Linked DNA regions of Homo sapiens: region 2 is linked to region 1. A link is a loop called in an ENCODE intact Hi-C map of the cell type or tissue named here. Cell type or tissue: Caco-2. All regions are shown on one strand. Links, peaks and the distances in the headings refer to the core of each region. The heading gives the core; the rest is flanking DNA.

The links. A loop is a pair of places that touch in the nucleus more often than their neighbours do. Peaks named below come from ENCODE experiments on the same cell type or tissue, not always from the same donor. Only the 100,000 strongest peaks of a DNase experiment are listed, where the experiment ranks them.
Region 2: a loop joins it to region 1, with 2.3 times the contacts of the local background. A loop is called at or near these places in 3 of 110 quality-filtered maps.

What each region holds. Positions count from the first base shown.
Region 1 is chr2:42,942,479-42,950,802 of GRCh38, reverse strand. All of the region lies in intron 1 of LOC112268413 (a long non-coding RNA gene), which reads right to left. Among named protein-coding and RNA genes, the nearest start is that of LINC01819, 93 kb to the left of the region's middle. RefSeq lists an enhancer at 4,453-5,252. In Caco-2, for the core only: a CTCF peak has its summit at 3,802 (motif pointing left); DNase peaks (open chromatin) are centred at 1,442 and 3,782.
Region 2 is chr2:43,165,754-43,174,077 of GRCh38, reverse strand. LOC124907755 (a long non-coding RNA gene) reads left to right here. Exons shown (of 2, transcript XR_007086298.1): 1 at 1-26; 2 at 2,290-2,599. Among named protein-coding and RNA genes, the nearest start is that of ZFP36L2, 57 kb to the left of the region's middle. RefSeq lists enhancers at 2,942-3,627, 3,834-4,128, 3,803-4,448, 5,741-6,387 and a silencer at 4,552-4,611. In Caco-2, for the core only: a CTCF peak has its summit at 3,950 (motif pointing left); a DNase peak (open chromatin) is centred at 3,941.

The DNA.
Region 1 (8,324 bases), core at 228-8,227:
TGAGGCAGGAGAATGGCATGAACTCGGGAGGCGGAGCTTGCAGTGAGCAGAGATCGCGCCACTGCATTCCAACCTGGGCTACAGAGCAAGACTCAGTCTCAAAAAAAAAAAAAAAAGTCTAGAGGCAGGCAATTCTCAAGTTGGCTTTGCAACTCCAAGATGCCAATGCCTCTAAATTCTCTCCCTCATCCCCATATGGTCTCAAGATGGCTGCCACAGTTCCAGATATCACATCTTCTTAAATCTCCTTCCAAAGTCAGGATGTAGGGTGATGGTCAATGTGGCAAGAGCTCTCTTTATGTGCTTTTCTTATTTGATCAGAGATGAAAAGTCTTTCTCAGAATCTTTTCCATCCCCACTCCCACAACCCAGTCTCAGGTTGTGAAGAGATAACTTTGGTGAGGTTGTCCATCACAACTTTGGAGGAGTAAATGAACCTATTTCCACATCAGTTGTTCATCTGTAAAATGAGGGCTAATGATATTTACCCCAGGAGGTGGTTGTGGGGATTGAATAAAGTGATCTAGGCTGGCCATTCCAAGTACACAATCCTCTTGGCTTGGTTGGTTCAGAGAGGGACATGTGACCTGATGATACCAACCAGAGTCTTGCTTTAAATTTTGTCTGTGGATGCTGGAGGGGGTCTGTCTTCCTCTGGGATGTTGAACAACGAGGCTCAAGAGAGCCTAAAGCAATTGCACGTAACTAAGCGATTGTTACCATTTGTCTTGGTAAAAAACAAATTTCAGGAACTAAACTCCATTTCACTGAAGCCTAAATGCATCCTAGGAGGTTTTCTAGAGCTAGTCCCTCTGAGCAAAATATATTTATGCCCCTGAATTGATCAGATCCTCCTGTTATATGGATTCATGGAGCCCAGTCACTTCCCCTCATAGTTTGCAACAATTTGTAATTAAATATATTACAAATGATATCATGCCACAAAATTTAGGATTCAAGAAATGTTACATTTCTTAAATGTTCCACATTAAGTTGCATCTGGCTAAAACCCTCCTTTGTCAAAGTTATAGAAAGTTGATGCAGAAGGTGATGCAGAAAGACCCCAGAGTTTGCCCCACCCATGAAAACATGTGTTTTTAACATAGTAGGGACTTAACTGTCAACCATGGTTGTCCCCAGTGCTGCCCACGAGACAGTAGAGGGATTAGGGCAACTTTGAGGCAGGCTTGACCTGGGGGGCATTGCTCAAGGTTCCTGAGACTGGGCATCTGGGCGCAGTTCTCCAAGGCACAGGGCAGCCCCCACCAACATCCAGGGCCCTGCCACTGCAGCACTTGATGGGGGCGGATCTCTGGGGCCCCTGCAAAACCCCTAACACCTCTCGCCTTCAGTCCAAAGAGCCTCACAAGCCCTGAAGGCCATGGCCCTCCCCTGGCCAAATCTGACTGACACTTTGTTTACCACCTCCTAAGGGGCGTAGGCCTTTCAAATCACAGGGGCAGCCCACCTGGCCTGGCAACTTCTCCATTCAGCCGGAAACACAGACCAGAGACTGTTACTTTCCTCCTCGTGATAAGGAAATCTCAAACCTCAAGAACTCAAAGGCCAGGTGCTCCAGAAGGGTAAAGGAAAAAGCAAATATTTCTTCCTTTATCTTGATAAGCCAGCAACCTAGAAAGTGGAAAAATGAGACCCGACTTCTCAACAACTTCTCATTGGCATCAAACCTACCTGTCACATATATCTGTATATGGTGGACAGGGGATCCTAGGGGCTGGTGTCTAATTTGCTCACTATTTTATCCCAGTTTTTTGGCTCACAGTAGGGCTCAGTAAATATTAGTCCAATAATTATTAATCAGAACTCTTTGTGCTCTAAGTGACAGAAATTCAAACTGAATCAAAATTTTTAAAAAGATAATTGGCCGGGTGTGGTGGCTCACGTCTGTAATCCCAGCACTTTGTGAGGCCGAGGCGGGCGGATCACGAGGTCAGGAGATCGAGACCATGCTGGCTAACACGGTGAAACCCCATCTCTACTAAAAATACAAAAATTAGCCGGGTGTGGTGGTGGGCACCTGCAGTCCCAGCTACTTGGGAGGCTGAGGCAGGAGAATGGCGTGAACCCGGGAGGCAGAGGTTGCAGTGAGCCGAGGTCACACCACTGCACTCCAGCCTGGGTGACAGAGTGAGACTCCGTCTCACAAAAAAAAAGATAATTAACTGGCCCTTGTAACTGGGGAAATTGAAGGAAGACCTGACTTCAGGCAAGATTGGAACAACAATATGGTGGAGTATGATTTTCTCTCCAGCTCTATGGCCACCTTTACATGTTAGTTTCATTCCCCCAACAGCTTCTTCCTCATATCCTTGGGCAATGGCTCCAGCAGCTTCCAACTCTCTTGGTCATCACTCAGCATCTCAGAGGAAGACAGATCCTCTTTCCAGCATCTATAGCTTGAATCTTAAGCAAGACTCTGATTGCATGATGTGTCTATCCCTGAACCAGTCACTTGGCCGGGAGGACTGTGTGCTCAGAATGACCACCTGGGTCATGTGCCCAGCTCTGGGTGATGGTGGAGAGGCATCATAAGAAAGAACTTCACCAAGAACTGGTTTGGCTCCTGGAATATAAAGGGAGCTATGACCAGCTATATTTGCTTTGGTTTCCTTATCTGTGAGGTAATGGCATTGGACTACATGGGCTTCAGAGCAGGCAAAGAGAGAAAGGGTTGGCAGAAGCATCAGATGTCCTCCATATAGTGTTGGGAGCTGAGGCTGGGCGGGCTATGCATTCAGTTGGGTTCAGTGATGGTGGGTGTATTAGTTAGGGTAAGAAAGCTGCTGTAACAAACAACCCCCACCTCCCAATAGCTCAACATACCAAACTCAGTCACACCACAGTCCAAAGCATGGTGATGGGGTATTCATCTCCATGCAGTCATAGAGGGCCCCCTTATTTTAGCAACATCCTCATTCCCTAGAGTTCTGGAGTCTTGTGCTTGTAGTTGCACTGATGGGGAAGGAGTGGAGGTGGTACGTGGAAGATGATACAGGAACTGTTGGAGGCCAGGCCTGGAATAGATGTACCTTACTCCTGCCCAATAGCCATTGGCCAGAACTTGGTAGCTGCACATGGTAATAGCAAGGCAGGCTAGAAAATGTGTCCAGAAAGAAAAGCAAACAGAGTTTGGTGAGTTCCTAGTCCTGCTGCATTGCGGGAGGACTGAGGTGGGTTTAGGAGGTGGCAGGGGCAGCGGGGTAGGATGTGGTGGACCTGAAACTCTAGGCTGCCTGCCTCCAGATTTTTCACTTGGGCAGGTCATTTCAATTGAGGCAGATTTTTCAGCTGAGACTGAGCTCTCTGGGCCTCAGTGTCCCCAACTGTCAAATGTAACAAAGCCACCTCTAAAGCCCCTTCCCATGTAAACATTCTCTGCTTCGCCCACTGCCTAGAGCCTCCATTGCTCTGCGCAGCTCTGTTTCCCTGATCTTATTATCTCTGACCTCCCCTTTAACTTCACAATGCCCCTATTCCAGCCCTCCTTTCATCCCTATCTGCTTTATTTTTTTTCTCCATAGCACCTATCATCTGACGCGCCAAATGTTTTTCTCATCTATTCATTGTCTTCCTGCATGAGAATGAAGCTCCCAGGAGGCACAGATTTTTGTGTTTAGTTCACTGCTCTATCCCAAGAACTTAGAAAAGGGCTTGGCACATTGAAAGCACTCAGTAAATACTTGTGGAATGAATGAATGAATGACTTTTAAAACTGTTCCATCAAGTCATTCATAACAGAGCAACGCTGCCATCTGGTGCCAGAAACTTGAATTGCAAGCACAAACTGGAGCCGGGGAGGGAAACTGTGCCCAGGGACAAGCCTTGCCAAATTAACCCTATTTCATTGCTTCAGACACCACGGTCTGACTCTGGAGGGCTCAACAGTCCCGTGGGGTCTGGTTTTCTGTCCTATGTGTGTTCCCCTCCAGATCGCCACGTGACATCTGAGCCATTCATTAGGTTCTCAGAGGCATCAGGCACTCCGCGCTTGCTCTGTTTCTGCTCAAGTAACATCTGGGGACCGCTGTGTCTTAGAAGATGGGCTATCAGGGAAAAGATTCCAGCCCTGAGAGAGGATGAAAGAGAGAACGTATGGTGGGGGCTAGTAGGGAGGACCAAGGGGAGGGTGGGGAAGAAGGAAAGGCCTCTGTGGAGGAGACCAGGCCCACCTCCAGCTTCACTCCACGTTTGCTTTGGTCTCCTTATCTGCGAGGTGACAGCCTTGGACTAGGTGAGCTTCAGACCATAACTCAGCCTAGCCCTAAAATCCCACAATTCTTTTTTTTTTTTTTTTTTTTTTTTTTTTTGAGACAGTCTCACTCTTGTCGCCCAGGCTGGAGTGCAGTGGCGCGATCTCGGCTCACTGCAAGCTCCGCCTCCTGGGTTCACGCCATTCTCCTGCCTCAGCATCCCAAGTAGCTGGGACTACAGGCACCAGCCACCAAAGCCCAGCTAATTTTTTGTGTTTTTTAGTAGAGAAGGGGGTTTCACCGTGTTAGCCAGGATGGTCTCGATCTCCTGACCGCGTGATCCACCAGCCTCGGCCTCCCAAAATGTTGGCATTACAGGCGTGAGCCACCGCGCCTGGCCAAAAATCCCACGATTCTTAAGAAAGACCAGAAGGTTCATGGTACATCTAACTTCTGGATTAATGCCTAGAAGACGGGTTTCAGCCACTGGTCAGAGGCTGGCGTCCTCAGTCAGGGGGTCTCCTCATTAATAGGCAGGTGATCTAATTCAGTGGGGGTCTCTCCAAGAGGACACTCCAGCTTCCCTCTTGAGCCTTGCCCCTGCTGGGGCTGAGCACCAGCAGTGTGGCCCCGTGCTCTTAGTGTCTTGCAGCCAGGAGCACCACCACCTCCTCCCCCCTCATGCCCCCACACCTATGTGTGTTTGTGCTGCTCCTTTCGAAAGCCTAAGGACTGGCTCTGGCTAATCTCTGATGTCTCTTGGGTCTCTGAGGTCTGTATGAGCCAGGTTGGCTGCTCAGGGCATGAAGGAAGGGGCCCCGGAGGGACTTCTCCCCTTTCTTTCAGAGCTTTGGTTGTTGGTGACAGGAGCAGCTTCAGTGGCTCTGCCGATGCCTGCAAACCTTTCTTCCTGGCCTCCACCCCAGCTCCCTTCAGCACAGATGTGTAGGGCACCTTCCAAGATGCTGTGGGATTTAGAAGATAGTTTGGGCTCTGACCCCGAAGGGCTCCTTGTGAGTGGGGGCATGCCCCGTGCAGCACAGCAAACGAGCTGTGGCCATGCATGTGCGAACAAGCATCGAAGTCAGGAGTCCAGGCTGACAGGAGAGTTGCTTGGGAAGCCTTCTGGAGGGGTGGGGTCCCTACGGCTTCTGAGTCCACCCACACTGAAGCACTGAAGTAGAGTATCTGAGGCCTTGGGGGCAACCACCTTGCCCCAGCTCCTCTTAGCACCCAGAGTCAGGGGGAGTGACACCTGTGAGCCTCGCCCCGCCCCAATGTGGGGGTCACTGAAATGCGGGCCTGGCCGCCTCATGACACTAGAGCACCTGTATGTCCAGAATGCGGTAGGGACTCACAGAGACCCACCTTTTTCCTCCTTCCGTGCCCTTCCATCTCTTATTCTCCTACCCCCACCAGAGGCTCCTCTTCCCTCTGCCCCTGGGAGTCAGCTCGCTCAGGGTCCCCTGCCGTGCCCACTGCCCTCCCTCCCTGTGCAGCCTTGCTGTTCCTCCAACCTGGCAACTGGCTCCTATGTACTTCTAGGAGCACTTGCCCAGTGGAATAATGGGCCGGATTGTCTGTGGTCAATTCATCACCACTATCCCTTTCCAAGGTCTTCTCTGTGGCTCTGAGAGAAGCTAGGAACTACAATTCCCAGAATGCCCTGCTTGTGGGGCTACATCTTTTCTGGCTTGGTATTGGGCAGGTGGAAGAGAAGGAGAGGTCATTATTAAATCTAAATCAGATGAAGAGCTTTCTATAAACTGCACACCAGACTTCGAAGACTTTGTACAAGAAAATGTAAAATGTCTAACTAATAATTTTTATATTACTCCCATATTGGAATGATAACCTTTTATGATATATTGGGTTAAATAAAATGTATTAAAACTCATTTTGTCTCTTTTTGGTACTTTTAAATGTGACTGCTGAAAAATTCTAAAGTACATAAGTAGTTCACATTAGAAGTCTACTGAACAGAGCTGGTTTAAAGTATGCTGGTTTAAACTATGGTTTAAAGGGGCTGGGCGCAGGGGCTCACACCTGTAATCCCAGCACTTTGGGAGGCCAAGGCCGTTGGATCACTTGAGGTCAGGAGTTCCAGACCAGCGTGGCCAACATGGTGAAACCCAGTCTCTACTAATATTACAAAATTTAACCAGGCATGGGGGTGGATGCCTGTAATCCCAGCTACTCAGGAGGCTGAGGCACAAGAATCTCTTGAACCTGGTAGGCGGAGGTTGCAGTGAGCCAAGATCCTGCCATTGCACTCCAGCCTGGGTGACAGATTGAAACTGTGTCTCAGAAAAATAATGATAACTAAATAAAAAAATAGAGTGTGCTTGGGGATAGAAGAGGCACATACAAAGCCCTTCATAGCCACCTGAGATGATAAACAATGTTACATGTTGAATGGGGATTACTACCACATGAGAGTGGTGCAGACGTTGAGAGTTAAGAGCTTAAGGGATAAAAGGAGGTCCCTGAGGGCTCCAGGGTAGGGAATGAAGGAGGTGAAGGTAGGATGGAGCCCACCTTGGAGAACGGGGGGATGTGGACGGGAGGATGTGGATGGTGCAAGGGCGTGGAAGCCGTGCCAGGCAATGGATTCCATGGGTTAAGAGAGGAATAACTCATGCCTGGCAAGATGCAAAGGCCAGATGGTCTCAAGCAGATGTGAAGAAATGGTTATTGAGTCTCCTGTGTCTACAGTCACAACTCTATTCAGTCTACCCAATGCTGCAAAGTGTTGGGTGAGGGAGGCAGACAGAAAAGTCCTGTCTGAGCTCTGGGCACATGGGTGCCATCTCCTAGGGTGCCTAGGTCACAATGCAAACTTAAACCCAAGCCCCATCAACTTCTCCAGCTCTGTCTAGAATGTGGCTCCTTGAGGAGCCAGGTTTTCAAAAATTTTTATTTTTATTTATTTTAACTTTTATTTTTTCGAGATGGAGTTTCAGTCTTGTTGCCCAGGCTGCAGTGCAATGGCGTGATCTCGGCTCACCATAACCTCCGCCTCCCAGGTTCAAGCTATTCTCCTGCCTCAGCCTCCTGAGTAGCTGGGATTACAGGCATGCACCACAATGCCCAGCTAATTTTGTATTTTTAGTAGAGACGGGGTTTCTCCACGTTGGTCAGGCTGGTCTCGAACTCCCGACCTCAGGTCATCCACCCGCCTTGGCATCCCAAAGTGATGGGACCACAGGCATGAGCCACCGCGCCCGAGGAGCCATGTTTTCTAGGGGTGCTGGGGCCAAGGATCTAGGCTCCACGGGGCAGGGTGCTCTGCCCTGGTCCCAACTCCACGGGCCCTGCCTCCTTGCCCCAGCCTTGTCCCAAGCAGTTTCCTGGTGGTTGTAGACTTGAGTCAGGGGAGAAGTCACAGGAGGAAAAATGTGTTCCCGTCTGAGATGAACTCACTCCACCTAGACATTATGGAGTATGGTAGATGAGGTTGTGGGAACTATGAAGCCACCGCTTGAGAGTGCTTGTGCTTGGCATTTTGCAGAATTTCTGGCATGGCTGCCCCTGGTCAGCAGTGAATCTGAGAAAATCTGGGACCTCTGTGGCCCTGGCCTTGTCCTGTGGGACGGGCCTCCTGGAGCCAAGGGGGACTGGAATTGAGTCCACGTTGGATGTCGAGTCATTCTGGGAAGGGCTAGCTGTGGTTTCCAGGCCCTCTAAAAGGCTGCCCAGATACTGACCAAGAGGAGCCCAGAGATGGCCAGGCCAGAGCGAGTGCCAGAGCAGGTTGTCCTGCGGCCCAGAAAAAACTCTGATTCTAAAATCCTGAAGGTGCTTTGCCTCCAAGGGGCCTGCACGTTGAGGGACTTTTGAAAACAGGAGAGCTTTTCCACCATTGTCTCAGGGGCCTGTGCCCTTGCTTACAGAAAGAGTTAGACAGCAGCTCAATACATCCTTCCTAAGCACCTCTCTTCTACCCAATCCAGAAGCAGGCACAATGGGGAGAACGAGGGGAAGAGCTGAGAAGCTTTAAGGCTCAGGGTGTAGGAGCTTTGAGAGGCCATGGAGACCAACATGCCTTTTGAAGTAAAAATTCCTGCAACCACATCCCTGGTCATTAGATGTGGTCTTTGTCCTCTCAGAACA
Region 2 (8,324 bases), core at 247-8,246, 220 kb before region 1:
AGAAGGCTCTGAGAAGTAAATAACAGGTGAGGCTGGGGGTGCCTTCTTATTTCTTGGGGTTGTCCCCAGTCTGTTAAGAGACAGTCTAACCTTGCCTTTGAATTTCTTTTTCTTTTCTTTTTGAGATGGAGTTTCCCTCTTGTTGCCCAGACTGGAATGCAATGGCGCAATCTCGGCTCACTGCAACCTCTGCCTCCTGGGATCAAGCCATTCTCCTGCCTCAGCCTCCCAAGTAGCTGGGATTATGGGCACCTGCCACTACGCCCAGCTAATTTTTTTGTACTTTTAGTAGAGACGGGGTTTCACCATGTTGGCCAGGCTGGTGTTGAACTCCTGACTTCAGGTGATCCACCTGCCTTGATCTCCCAAAATGCTGGGATTATAGGTGTGACCCACTGTGCCCAGCCCTTGAATTTCTCCTAGCCCTTCAGTTCCTCAAGCTTCATGCCTCCCAAGGTTGCACCCCCCATGGCCTGTCCTGCAGTCCTGGGGCCCTTCTCTGAGGGGATGAAGGGGGCACTTCCCTGAACAGAGAGAAAGGGAGACCCACACCACTTGGATTAAACTCCCTGGGCCCCAGCTGGCTCTGCAACTTGGCCAAGAAGCCCTATCTCCTAGGGCCTCAGTGTCTTAGTCCGTAAAATGGTTCCTGAACTTTTAAAATACAAACACTCTTTTGTAGAGTCGAAACACTTTGCAGACCTGCACTCTGTGGCAGTACTTGTACTTTTAAAATCTTTTGATTAAAAAAAGGACAAATGGGCTGGGCGTGGTGGCTCACCCCCATAATCCCAGCACTTCGGGAGGCCGAGGCAGGCGAATCATGAGGTCAGGTGATCGAGATCATCCTGGCTAACATGGTGAAACCCCGTCTCTACTAAAAATACAAAAAAAAAAAAAAAATTAACTGGGCGTGGTGGCACATGCCTGTAGTCCCAGCTACGCAGGAGGCTGAGGCAGGAGAATGGTGTGAACTCGGGAGGTGGAGCTTACAGTGAGCCCGGATTGTGCCACTTCACTCCAGCCTGGGTGACAGAGCAAGACTCCGTCTCAAAAAAAAAAAAAAAAAAAAAAAAGACAAATGACCATCTGCAAGGATACCTTCATCTGTGCTTTAATTTTTTTAAAATTTTATTTATTTATTTATTTTTGAGATGGGGTTTCGCTCTTGTTGCGCAGGCTGGAGTGCAATGGCATGATCTCAGCTCACCACAACCTCCGCTTCTGGGGTTCAAGCAATTCTCCTGCCTCAGACTCCTGAGTAGTTGGAATTACAGACATGCGTCACCACGCCCAGCTAACTTTTTGTATTTTTAGTAGAGATGGGGTTTGTCTGTGTTGGTCAGGCTGGTCTTGAACTCCTGACCTCGGGTGATCTGCCCACCTTGGCCTCCCAAAGTGCTGGTATTACAAGCATGAGCCACTGTGCCCGGCATGCAATGCTTTTAGATGAGTGTATATTTTATTCAACAGCCCTAAGTACTTTTGAAAATGTGTCCCCTTGGCTGGGTGTGGTGGCTCACATCTGTAATTCCAGCACTTTGGGAGGCTGAGGCAGGCGGATCACCTGAAGTTAGGAGTTCGAGACCAGCCTAGCCAACATGGTGAAACCCCGTCTCTACTAAAAATACAAAAAATTAGCCGGACATGGTGGCTGGTACTTGTAATCCCAACTACTCGGGGGGCTGAGGCAGGAGAATTGCTTGAACCTGGGAGGCAGAGGTTGCAGTGAGCCGAGACTGAGCCACTGTACTCCAGCCTGAGCAACAGAGTGAGACTCTGACTCAAAAAAAGAAAAAAAGAAAATGTGTTCCCTTATGTGGGAGGCATCAGCTTGTGGATGATGCTGATTCCTAAGGGGCTTGAGGCTCCCAGCATGTGCAAATTTGTGTCTTTGAGGGGACAGATAGCCCTGGAATTAGTTGATTCCTCCTTGGCCCTCCTGGGGCAGACCCAGGGACTCAGGGACACCAGATGGGTAGCCCTGGCTCAAATGCAAAAGTCCAACAGTGACTGACCAGAATGTGCAGTGTAGTGGTTTCTCTTTAACATGTGGATCCTGCCTTGGATGCCTGCCAGGGCTTCCATCCTTGTTCTGCCACTAACCAGCTCTCCCCCAAGGCATGCTACTTTATCTCCTGGGCCCCAGGATTGTCACCTATAAAATGAGGTTGACAGTACTTGCGAGTTTTTGTGAAAATTAATGAGATAATGAACTCATGAGACTTACTTAGCACAGGGCACAGTTGTTGCTTAACAAATATTACTTTTTTTTTTTTTTTTTTTGAGATGGAGTTTTACTTTTGCTGCCCAGGCTGGAGTACGATGGTGCGATCTCAGCTCACTGCAACCTCCGCCTCCTGGATTCAAGCGATTCTCCTGCCTCAGCCTCCCGAGTAGTTGGGGCCTGGCTAATATATATATATATTTTTTAGTAGAGACGGGGTTTCTCCATGTTGGTCAGGGTGGTCTCAAACTCTGACCTCAGGTGATCCACCCGCCTCGGCCTCCCAAAGTGCTGGGATTACAGGCATGAGCCACCACAGCCGGCCCAAATATTACATTTAAAAGCAAAAATAAAAACAAACCCACGAGTGCCCAAGCTTCTCTTCTTGCAGTTGCTGCTCACCATCCTGTGGGCTGGTGCTGTCTGCTTTTGGAATGGTCTCCTTTGGCCCCTCCATCCTTCAAGCTCAGCCTCCTTCAGGAAGCCCTCCTGGCTCCTGCAGACTGTCCCTGCAGACCCCTTCCCTTGCCTATGCCCCTTTAGCATGCGGCGCTGGCCCTCCTACGTGGTTCCCTGATGGGCCCTGTCTCCCTGAGAGCAGGATTCCAGTCCCCCTGCACTGTTGCTTGGGGAGCCCTGCAGGTCCAGGCGCCATTCCCAGCCCCACACAGCTCTGGAGACCAGAGCTTGGTTCCCAACCACATGAAGGAAGGCGCACGGAAAAACCATAAACCCGAAGGCTGAGCGGGTTATTTGTCAAAGCAGGACAGATCTGCGGCCAGGGACGTGGAGGGAGTGCGCTGGCCCTGAGTGGAAGCGAGCATTTCAGGGAGCCGGGATGAGCACCGAGGAGCTGGCACGGGCAGGGCACGGCAGGAAGGAGGCCCATTAACACTTCTGCCCCGACCACGCTTCCTCCGGCACCTCGGCCAGGATGCACACAGGCGCGTTTGTCCCACTTTCACTGCGGCACTGTGTTTGCAGCAGCCCCGGCTCCCCAAGCCCCAGGTGGGTGGGTGTTGCCTGGGCACAGATGCCCTTTATGGATGGGCAGTGCTGGAGGGAGGCAGGTTCAGAATTGACCTTAGAGCTACCTCCCTGCCAGCAATGCAGCCACTCAGGAGGCCTGGTTGCATGGAGGCCATGGCATTGCCCCCAGGGACCCCAAATCATGGGGGTAATCCCAGGAGAAAGCAGCCGCCTTTAAAAGGCGAGAGTGCCCCAAGTGAGCCCTCCCTCCAGGGCCCATCACTCTGCCTGCTGCCACCTCCTGGCACGGGGACTGTGGATTCTCATCTCCTTGAGGGGCTCCAGGTGGCAGGCCTGCCTTGGTGAGGCTCGCAAAGGAGAGGGAAAGAAGGAAACCCCATTGATGCCTCATTGCCCTCCTTCCACCATCCCAGGAGGAGTGGGGCCTCAACCAAACATCCAAGGACTACCTTCCCTTCCATCCCTTCCATGAAGCCCAGCCTGCGTTAGCCTGAGAGTTTATTCACAGAAGGGCCTTTGGTGCTCTTTCTTAGGCCAGTGGGTGACAGAAGTCACACATGCCCCAGACAAACCCTCCAGTCACGCCCCACTGAACTTCCATCCCCCATTCACACTTAGCCTCAAGACCCTCTGCCCTGCCCCAAGGCCTGCCTGGGTTCTTTTTTTCAGCTGTCTTTTGCTCATTTAACTAGGGACAGGTGCAGGCACGTGCTGGCTGACTGTCAGCGCCCCCTAGAGATGGCCCAAGGACCCGCACCCACCCCCAAGGAGGCCTCAACTGAACCTTTTCTTTGGAGGCTGGGAGGTGAAGGAAGGGAGCCTCCGTTCCCTGCCAGCCACGACGCCAAGCTCACCCCGGTGCAGTTAGCCCCTCTCTGTAGAGATCATTGTCCTCCTTTGACATCTGGGGAGACTGAGGCTGGGAGAAGAAAGAAAAGTCAAGCCCTGCCTCCTGGGGTTCTCAGTCTAGCTGGGGCGGCGTCAGGTGGGAGGGGCTCGTGAGTGGGAACAGAGCAGGTCCTCCCTGGGTGCCCGCCGGTGCCCTGCCTGCAGAGTCACAGGCACTGTGCTCCGGGTGCCCCTTCTCTCTGGCTGGGCTTGGCGTGGCAGATGGACCACCTTGAGGAGGGCAGGAGGGGCTGCCAGGCCCTCAGGAAGTCAGATGAGCTTCCCTATCTCCTGGAGCCCCCCAGGAATGGGACACCACACGGCCACAGCCACCAATGCTTGCTCACTTGGGTTTATCTCCAACCCTCTGATCCGACTGGAGGGTGTGCCACTGGCCTCAGTCACAAACCTTTTCACATCCTGCAGAACCAGATGTAAAGGTTGGCTGGCCAGGCACAACCCACCCCCGCCAATCCCCGCCACCCCCACAACACACACACAGACAGACAGAAACACTTCCTCCATGCCCAGCGCCCCTCCTCCCACACTCACCACACGGATATCCCTGCGGACACACCTCGGGCACAAATACGTTCTCCACCCACGCCCTGTCCCCTTGGGGGCATAGACAGCACACACGCCTGTGCTCGCCTCACAGCCCCCGAAACCTCCCTCCCACCACAACCCCACAGACACAAAGATGCCTCCACTCCCTTCCCAGACACTGCCCTGGCCTCAGCAAGCTCACACATTGAGACTCCACCTTGTCCGAGACTGCACGCTTGTGCCCTCACGTGCTCAGGAACCCACTCTGCAGGTATCCACATGCCCAGGAACCTGAGCCAAGCCCCTCACGACCCTAGCCTGGATCAAGTCATTTATGGTGATAAAGCACTTATTTATAGTTCACAGGTTCTGAAAGGCAAGTGTGTGTGTGTGTGTGTGTGTGTGAGAGAGAGAGAGAGAGAGAGAAAAAAAAAATGAGCAGGGTGTGGGACAAGCAGGGCAGAGAGGAAGAAAGGGAAGGAAAAGTTCTGTGACTCACTTGCAGCTTAACAATGCCACATCTCAGCTCACCAGGCCAGGGGGAAGGACCCATTTGTCAACACAGCCAGGGCCTGGCTGTGGGCCAGTCAAGTGAGGTCCTGTCTCCTAGGCCGATGAGATAGGGAGGTGAGGATCCCCCTCAGAGACAATTGCTGTTCCCCCGTCTGCACCCTGGGGGGTATGCACTCTGGGCGGCCCCAGAGCCCTTCTGTTTATCCTTACCATAACTCCCCAGCTGAGGCGGCCCCACCACTCACAGCCTGGACCCTGCTTCCGTCTCTAGGACCCCGTGTTCCCCATCCAACCCTCCAGGCCATTCTTCTCGCTGTGCCTCCTGCCTGCAGTGCCCTCCATCCCCTCTGCACTTGGTCCGCTCCATCCTTCAGGCTCCAGCGCCTTCCCCTGTTCTGCCTCCCGCTTCTGAACGCTTCCTGCTTTCTCCAAACCACAGTCTCTTTTCCATGTTTTCTGGATAGTGAGCCACTACTCTCTTCCCAGTTAGACTATGAGCTCGTCAAGGGCAGGCCCTGGAATTTCTTCCTCTGCCCCCAGAAAGTCCCACCCAGGACCCCAGCAGGGCTGTGGAGCAGCAAGTGCCAGGATGTTCTTGAGAGGCAGACAGTAAGGGACTGAGAGGGACTGAAAAGGCCAAGTGAACCCTTCTGCAGCCTCTGCCTGGCAGGTCCTGGACAAGCCCCTCCACAGCTTAGGCAGGCTAGGGCCGCAAGGATTTCTCACCAGGTCCTGTCTGACACCAGGGTCTGGGGGACAGAAGCTGGGGGCCCAGAGAGCAGCACATGGCCTCACCTGCCTGGTGCCAAGCTCATGCTAGTTTTCCTCAGGAGCACACCCATCCCTACAATAGCCCTGTGACCTAGGGGCTTCCACTAGCTCAGGAAACTGAGGCTTAGAGAGGCCTGGGGATTGCCCAGGTCACCTAACTGGTGAGCAGCAGAGCCCCAGATCCATGCTCTTTCCTCCATTCCCTACCGCCCCTGCCCCCACAGTCCCTGCCCCCAGCAGCCCCTGCCTCTGAATCTCACTGGTCTCAGACCTCAAACTTTTGCTCTGTTTCATCTCCTGAAACTCTGCTCATTTCTTCCCCTATCACTCTCCTGAGCCTCCACCCCTTTGCCTCACTGCACCTCCTTTTACTTGCCCCTGGAGCAGAAGAAGGAAGAAGGCCCATAGCTGTGGGCATCTGTATATGCTGTTTCTCAGAGGGAGCGAGGCTTAGTACACAATTCTGGATGTGGAAAGCCTTTTCTTTTTTTTATTTAAAAGTATAATTTTTAAAAATATAATAGGGGCCGAGCGTGGTGGCTCATGCCTGTAATCCCAGCACTTAGGGAGGCCGAGGAGGGCGAATCACCTGAGGTCAGGAGTTCTGGACCAGCCTGGCCAACGTGGCAAAACCCCATCACTACTAAAAATACAAAAACTAGCCGGGTGTGGTGGTACATGCCTGTAATCCCAGCTACTTGGGAGGCTGAGGCAGGAGAATCACTTGAACCTGGGAGGCAGAGATTGCAGTGAGCTGAGATCATGCCATTGCATTCCAGCCCGGGTGACAGAGCAAGACTCTGTCTCAAAATAATAATAATAATCATAGGGACAGGTAGGCCAGATGTGGTGGTTAAAAAAAAAAATAGAGACAGGGTTTCACCATGTTACCCAGGCTGTTCTCAAATTCCTGGGCTCAGGTGATCCATCCACCTACAAAGAGCTGAGATTACAGGCGTGAGCCACCACAAGGCTTTTCTTTCTTTCCTTCTTTCTTTCTTTCTTTCTTTCTTTCTTTCTTTCTTTCTTTCTTTCTTTCTCTCTCTTTCTTTCTTTCTTTTTTTGAGACGGAGTCTTGCTCTGTCACCCAGGCTGGAGTGCAGTGGTGCAATCTCAGCTCACTGCAAGCTCCACCTCCCGGGTTCACGCCATTCTCCTGCCTCAGCCTCCTGAGTAGCTGGGACTACAGGTGCCCACCACCACGCCTGGCTAATTTTGTTGTATTTTTAGTAGAGACGGGGTTTCACTGTGTTAGCCAGGGTGGTCTCAATCTCCTGACCTCGTGATTCGCTCGCCTTGGCCTCCCAAAGTGCTGGGATTATAGGCGTGAGCGACTGCGCCCGGCCCCCTTATTTATTTATTTATTTTTGAGACAGAGTCTTGCTCTGTTGTCCAGGCTGGAGTGCAGTGGCACGATCTCAGCTCACTGCAACCTCCACCTCCTGGGTTCAAGCAATTCTCCTGCCTCAGCCTCCCGAGTAGCTGGGATTACAAGTGTGCACCACCACGCCCAGCTAACTTTTGTATTTTTTTTAGTAGAGACGGGGTTTTGCCATTGTTGGCCAGGCTGGTCTCGAACTCCTGACCTCAGGTGATTCACCTGCCTCGGCCTCCCAAAGTGTGCAAGGCTTTCCTTTTCTTTCTTTCTTTCTTTTTTTTTTTTTTTTTTTTTTTTTTTTTTTTTTGAGACAGAGTCTCACTCTGTTGCCAGGCTGGAGTGCAGTGGCATGATCTCGGCTCATTGCAACCTCCACCTCATGGGTTCAAGCGATTCTCTTGCCTCAGCCTCCCGAGTAGCTGGGATTACAGGCACCGCCCCTACACCCAGCTAATTTTTTTTTTTTTTTTTTTGTATTTTTAGTAGAGACGGGGTTTCACCATGTTGGCCAGGCTGGTCTCGAACTCCTGACCTCGTGATTCGCCCACCTCGGCCTCCCAAAGTGTTGGGATTACAGGCGTGAGCCACCACACCCAGCCTGCAAGGCTTTTCTTAAACCTGGACTCAGAAGCTAGACAGAAACCTGTCCTTCCCTCTCCAGGGACCAGCAGGGGCTGTGTTCCCAAGAGGCTCTCCTTGTGGGTTTGCACCTCTCTGGCTGACCGTCCCTTGCACACACACGTACCATAGCTGACTTGCCTTCAGAGCCCACAGAATCTCCTTTTTAAGCAATGATGGGAAAAACAGGTAATGGGTGCTGGGAAACACATGGGGCAGACTCTCTTCGTGGTGCAACCTCAAGCGTGTGATCCCAGCCTGCACATAGCATGTGATTATTTGATAAAAAATCGCATTCCAACCCCAAGCCAGCTGTCCTTGGTTTTCTCCACCGCCCCCCCTTGCTGGTTGCCGGACCCACCGTGTCTGTGAAATATGGTTGTGATTTTATGC